Linked DNA regions of Homo sapiens: region 1 is linked to region 2. Evidence: read pairs that join two places in POLR2A ChIA-PET (ENCODE). Cell type or tissue: GM12878. All regions are shown on one strand. Links, peaks and the distances in the headings refer to the core of each region. The heading gives the core; the rest is flanking DNA. Region 1 overlaps CCT8 (chaperonin containing TCP1 subunit 8). Region 2 overlaps HEMK2 (HemK methyltransferase 2, ETF1 glutamine and histone H4 lysine).

Region 1 (2,925 bases), core at 152-2,651, 180 kb before region 2:
ACCGCAACCTCCGCCTCCCGGTTCAAGTGATTCTCCAGTCCCAGCCTCCCGAGTAGCTGGGATTACAGGCATGCGCCACCACACCCGGCTAATTTTGTATTTTTAGTAGAGATGGGGTTTCTCCGTGTTGGTCAGGCTGGTCTCGAACTCCCGACCTCAGGTGATCCACCTGCCTTGGCCTCCCAAAGTGCTGGGATTAACAGGCGTGAACCACCGTGCCTGGCCTTTGAGGCATTATTTTGTAACATTTTGATGTTGCTAAGTTGTAATAATACTACTACCTATTTAAGTTTAAAAGGATATTGACATATTATCTCCTTATAAAGTCATTTTCTGTGATGTCTTGTGGGTTTAAGAATAATGTATAAACAAAATACTAAATTTTTTTTTTTTTTTTTTTTGAGATGGAGTCTGGCTCTGTTGCCCAGGTTGGAGTGCAGTGCCTCGACCTCGGCTCACTGCAACCTCCACCTCCCAGGTTCAAGTGGTTTTCCTGCCTCAACCTCCCAAGTAGCTGGATTACAGGTGCATGCCACCATGTCCAGCTAATTTTTGTATTTTTTTAGTAGAGGCAGGGTTTCACCATGTTGGCCAGGCTGGTCTCGAACTCCTGACCTCATGATCTGCCCACCTTGGCCTCCCAAAGTGCTGAGATTACAGGTGTGAGCCACCGCGCCCAGCGCAAAATACTAATTTTTTTGTGTTCTTCATAATACTCTGAATTATAATAAGCTTATAAGACAGTTTTGAGTGGGGTGGAAATCGTCCTATTCCTCTTCAATAATAGAATTCACACTTTAATGTTAGTATTGAAATATTAAAGTATATTTTTGATAAAATGTGCTTGATAGAGTAAAACCTATCAGTGGAATGGTTTTGGTTTTGCACATTGGCATTCTGATTGTTAATGTGAATTTAGCATAACATAAGTACATGTGCTTTCCCTGAAGATACTCACGTGTTCTATGTTTGCTGTCTCCCTCCACGTACTGCCAGCTTTTCCCATTAAATGCAACCTTGTGAGAACAGAATCTTTGCTTTGTTCTGTGTTGTATTTGCAGTACTGACAGCTGTGGCTGGTATATTGGCACCAAGTACTAGGTAACTGAATGGCTAAGACCAGTTCTCTGCCTTTGGTTCTTCCCAGTACATGGAAGGACCTCCCCTCCCTAAAAGTAGCTCATTCCCTCAGTGATTTCTGCCTCGAGCAGAAGGGTGTGCTGTATGTCCACCACTCCACCCCTTATCCCAGGAGTCACTGCCTTGGTTTATGACTTTATTTTAGAAAGGGATATTTTTGGTATATGGAGAATCAACAGTTTGACCGTAATGTTATTTTCAGGAGATTGCTGATGAGTTTGGTATTCAATTCCTTAGGGCTCTGGTATCAGTTCCTCTTCAGTATTGCATGGCATGGTTTTTAAGAAGGAAACCGAAGGTGATGTAACATCTGTCAAAGATGCAAAAATAGCAGTGTACTCTTGTCCTTTTGATGGCATGATAACAGAAACTAAGGTATGTAGACTTCAAACCTTAAAAGTAATAATTGGGGTTGCACTTTCAGATTGTTTGAGTTAGCTCTTAAACCAGTAAGTACTTCTTAAAAAACTGAACATTGCAGGATCTTACCTATTTTTTTATGCCAGATTTATAGTCTTCAAATATCTAATTCAACTACTGAACATTAAACTGGAAATATAAAGATGGTGGCCGTATTATTTATAATCTGACACACAGCCCTTCTAGTAGAGCTTATACATTCAGCAAGTGAAAGAATATGAGAATGTGAGTATTTTGTGTGCTCTTCACGAAAATAAAGTTGACATTCTGTAGCATCCTAAAACAAGATAAGCTAATGTAATTTGAAAATGGTAAGTATGTTTCTAAAAATACATGTTAGAAAGTTTGAAGTTTGTGTTTATAGTCAATAGTGGCTGACTTCATCTCTAGAATTCTTGAAATCCAAGTTGTTGATAGTTTTAAAATTTTGTAGCATGAGGGGGGTCTGGTCATTTGGTCCATATTTTATTTTATTGTATTTTATTCTTTTTTTTTTTTTTTTTTTTTTTTTTTAGAGTCTTGCTTTGTCACCCAGGCTTGAGTCCAGTGGTACAATCTTGGCTCCCTGCAACCTCCGCCTCCTGGGTTCAAGTGATCTCTGGCTAATTTTTGTATTTTTAATAGAGACAAAGTTTCACCATGTTGGCCAGACTGGTCTCCAACTCCTGACTGCAAGTGATCCACCCGCCTTGGCCTCCCAGAGTGCTAGGATTACAGGCATGAGCCACCGCGCCCGGCCTAGTCCACATTTTAGAAAAAGTTTGAGAACCACAATGTTGTATTGGGAACACTAGTTAGCCTTTGTCAAAAGACAAACACCAGGACACCTACCTACCTGACATATTTAAAATAAAAGCACTTCTCGGCCGGGCACGGTATCTCACGCCTGTAATCCCAGCATAGGCCAAGGCAGGCAAATCACGAGGTCAGGAGTTCAAGACCAGCCTGGCCAACATGGTGAAACCCCGTCTCTACTAAAAATGCAAAAATTAGCTGGGCGTGGTGGCGCTTGCCTGTAATCCCAGCTACTTGGGAGGCTGAGGCAGGAGAATCGCTTGAACCAGGGAGTCAGAGGTTGCGGTGAGCCGAGATCCTGCCTGCACTCCAGCATGGTGACAGAGTGAGACTCTGTCTCAAAATAAATAAATAGATAAAAGTACTTTTCCACCTAAGTACTTATCAAAAGCAGATGCATCTGTTTTGACAGGGGGTTCTAGAAGCAAGCTGAGTTTCTATTTCACACATACAGTATTCTGCTGCTTCATAATATATGCACATATATCTTCATATTTTTTTGCCAAACCTTTATTTCTTCAGTCAACTATTATCTAATGACTTTGAACACCAACGTAGTGAAATGATTTT
Region 2 (2,925 bases), core at 147-2,646:
GTGTATTCTTCTACTCTTGGACATTGTATCAATATAACAGTCTTTTTCATCAATAGAACAAATCCTTGTTCTCTTTTTCTTTGCCATTATTGAATACGTTCTAATTTTTTTTTTTCTAAATCTGTTCTGTGTAGAATTAATGGAACATACCTTGATATTACTCAGTAACAGATTTGCCTTATGGACATAGGATATAGTTTCCTTCCATTTCTGTTTATAGGTGCACTGATATCAACCCTGAGGCAGCAGCTTGTACCCTAGAGACAGCACGCTGTAACAAAGTTCACATTCAACCAGTTATTACAGATTTGGTAAGATAATCTTTGTCCAGTAATAATTTTCTTTTCAAATAAAGTTAAGATGCTTTAGGTCAAAGAAACTTTGGTAAGTAATTAACTTTTGACCCACTAAGCAGTATACCATGTACAAAGTAAATTCTTTGTTGATGTAATCCACCTTTTCCACAATTCAGGCCTCTTTCAGTCAGAAGTGATAGTGAACCCAGTTCAAACTGGCTTAAATTTAAAAAATTAGTCCGGGTACAAAGGCTCACGCCTTTAATCCCAGTACTCTGGGATGCTGAGGTGGGATGATTGCTTGAGCCCAGGAGTTCAAGACCAGCTTGTACAATATAGTGAGAACTCGTCTCTACAAAAAATAAAAATTAAAAAAATAGCTGGACATGGTTGTGCGCACCTGTCGTGCCAGCTACTTGGGAGGCTGAGATGCGAGGATCACTTGACCCTGGGAGGTTGAGGCTGCCTTGAGCCATGATCGTGCCACTGCACTCCAGCCTGTGGAACAGAACAAAGCCCTGTCTCAAAAAAAAAAAAAAAAAAAAAAAATTGATGGCTTCAGCACAGCTACTTCCAGGAACTCTAAGAATGCTATAGACATCTTTTTCTTATCTCTGAACTTCTCTCTGGTGGCTCTATTCCTAGGCAGTCTTCCCTTCATGGTAACAAGATGTTTGCATATCTGTATCTTATTTCTGAACACCTTCCCAAGGAAAGAGGCCCTTTCTATTCAGTTACTCTAGAAGAGGCCCCAGAATGAGTGTTATCTGGATCAACTTGGGTTATGTGCCTATCTCTCAACCTTTTGCTGTGGCCAAAGGAGATTTGAATGTGGAGATGATTGGCTTCAAAATGCCTCATAGTTCCATCCCAGGAGCTGGATTGGGATAAACCCTACTCAGGCCACTTAGATTGAGAATGATGGGAGGTAGAGCTTCCCTAACAAAAGTCAAGGAAATTAAATCAGAAGAAAGGGGCAGTGGGTCCTCAGTAGGTAAAAACAACAAATGACAACTGCACAACCATTGTTTTAAGAAGTTAACAGCACACATTTTCAAGTGGCAGTTTTAAATTTGTAGGTTTTTAATTTATATATGTCAAATACCTTTTTATAGGCAAAAATAATAATAGCATGCACCAGGTAGACATATGAAAGGCAAAATACTTCTGTGCTCCTTAACTTGCACTTTTCTTACAATGACGAGGGTAGGTAGCTTTCCGGTTTTTTTTTTTTTTTTTTTTTTTTAAATAAATGATTTTGTAGCTTAGAAGGAATTAAGCCAAAGAGATAAGAAATTATTTTCATATTATTAGAAGTTGTTACTGCTAATAAAAGCTAGAATATCAAGAAAGGTACTCCAGTGATTTACATGAGATCAACGTGGTGATTTTTTTTTTTATTTAAAAAATTTCTTTCTTTCTTTTTTTTTTTGAGACACAGTCTCACTCTGTCGCCCAGGCTGGAGTGTAGTGGCGCAATCTTGGCTCACTGCAGACTCCGCCTTCTGGGTTCAAGCAATTATCCTGCCTCAGCCTCCCCAGTAGCTGGGATTACAGGCACCCACCACTGTGCCCGACTAGTTTTTGTATTTTTAGTAGAGACTGGGTTTCATCATGTTGGCCATGGGTTGGCGAGGCTGGTCTCGAACTCCTGAGCTCGGATGATCCGCCCGCCTCGGCCTCCTAAAGTGCTGGGATTACAGGCATGAGCCAGTGTGCCTGGCCTAAAAATTTCTTTAATGTTTCCATAATTAGTATAAGTAAGTGTTTTTGATAGAATGGTGAAACACCAGAGATAGAAGAGACTATAGAACAGTATCCAGTAAATAATGGTAGGTATCTGTACAGATATCGGAAAAATTGTGAAAATGTTAGCATATATAGTTGTAAACTTATATCCAAGTCTATACAGATTATACAGAATTAGAGTTTGCTTTCTTATTTCATTTTCTAAAAGTGAACCCAGAATATAAATATATGTGCTGTTGAGGAGTATAGGCTTTTTAATATTCATTCTGATAGTTTAATTTCCTTATTTTTATTTAATTGCATGTATTATTTTTCTGAATGAAAACATAAAAATACTTCATTTCTGTCTACAAGCGTAGCCCGTAACACATTATTTTCCCAAAAACATGGGAGATTATTTTTAAAGATTAATTTGTCAGTTATTTAATTCAGAGTTTAATGTAAAATTCTTACTGTTGTTGAATACATTTAGGTCAAAGGCTTGCTACCAAGATTGACCGAAAAAGTTGATCTTCTGGTGTTTAATCCCCCCTATGTAGTGACTCCACCTCAAGAGGTAAAACATACAACAAAATTTAATTATTAATATTTTCAATTATTTTGTTTGTAAAATCAAATGAATGTCATCCTATGACATCAGTCAGCTGCTGCTATCACAGACTACTCTGATTTTACTCCTAATTGTCAGTAATTGAGTCCTATTAAAAGACCTAGGAAAGGAACCTTAAATGATGGAAATACAAACTGTGACACATATCTATCCCTAAAAATCACATTCATATCAGGCCATGGTATTTATATTCATATATTCAAATATAAATGTACATATATATTACATGTATCCTTTATCATGAATAAAAAATTTGCAAAACAAAAGGTT

What was found. Peaks named below come from ENCODE experiments on the same cell type or tissue, not always from the same donor. Only the 100,000 strongest peaks of a DNase experiment are listed, where the experiment ranks them.
Region 1: POLR2A ChIA-PET joins it to region 2 with 7 read pairs; 4 of 35 experiments call an interaction of 5 or more read pairs at or near these places.

What each region holds. Positions count from the first base shown.
Region 1 is chr21:29,063,558-29,066,482 of GRCh38, reverse strand. It overlaps CCT8 (chaperonin containing TCP1 subunit 8), which reads left to right. Exons shown (of 15, transcript NM_006585.4): 7 at 1,378-1,515. Among named protein-coding and RNA genes, the nearest start is that of CCT8, 8.6 kb to the left of the region's middle. RefSeq lists enhancers at 1,191-1,300, 1,321-1,550. In GM12878, for the core only: no CTCF peak of the experiment used is centred there; a DNase peak (open chromatin) is centred at 1,442; H3K4me3 peaks cover 301 bases; H3K27ac peaks cover 813 bases.
Region 2 is chr21:28,879,546-28,882,470 of GRCh38, reverse strand. It overlaps HEMK2 (HemK methyltransferase 2, ETF1 glutamine and histone H4 lysine), which reads left to right. Exons shown (of 6, transcript NM_013240.6): 3 at 221-311; 4 at 2,518-2,601. Among named protein-coding and RNA genes, the nearest start is that of HEMK2, 4.4 kb to the left of the region's middle. In GM12878, for the core only: no CTCF peak of the experiment used is centred there; no DNase peak of the experiment used is centred there.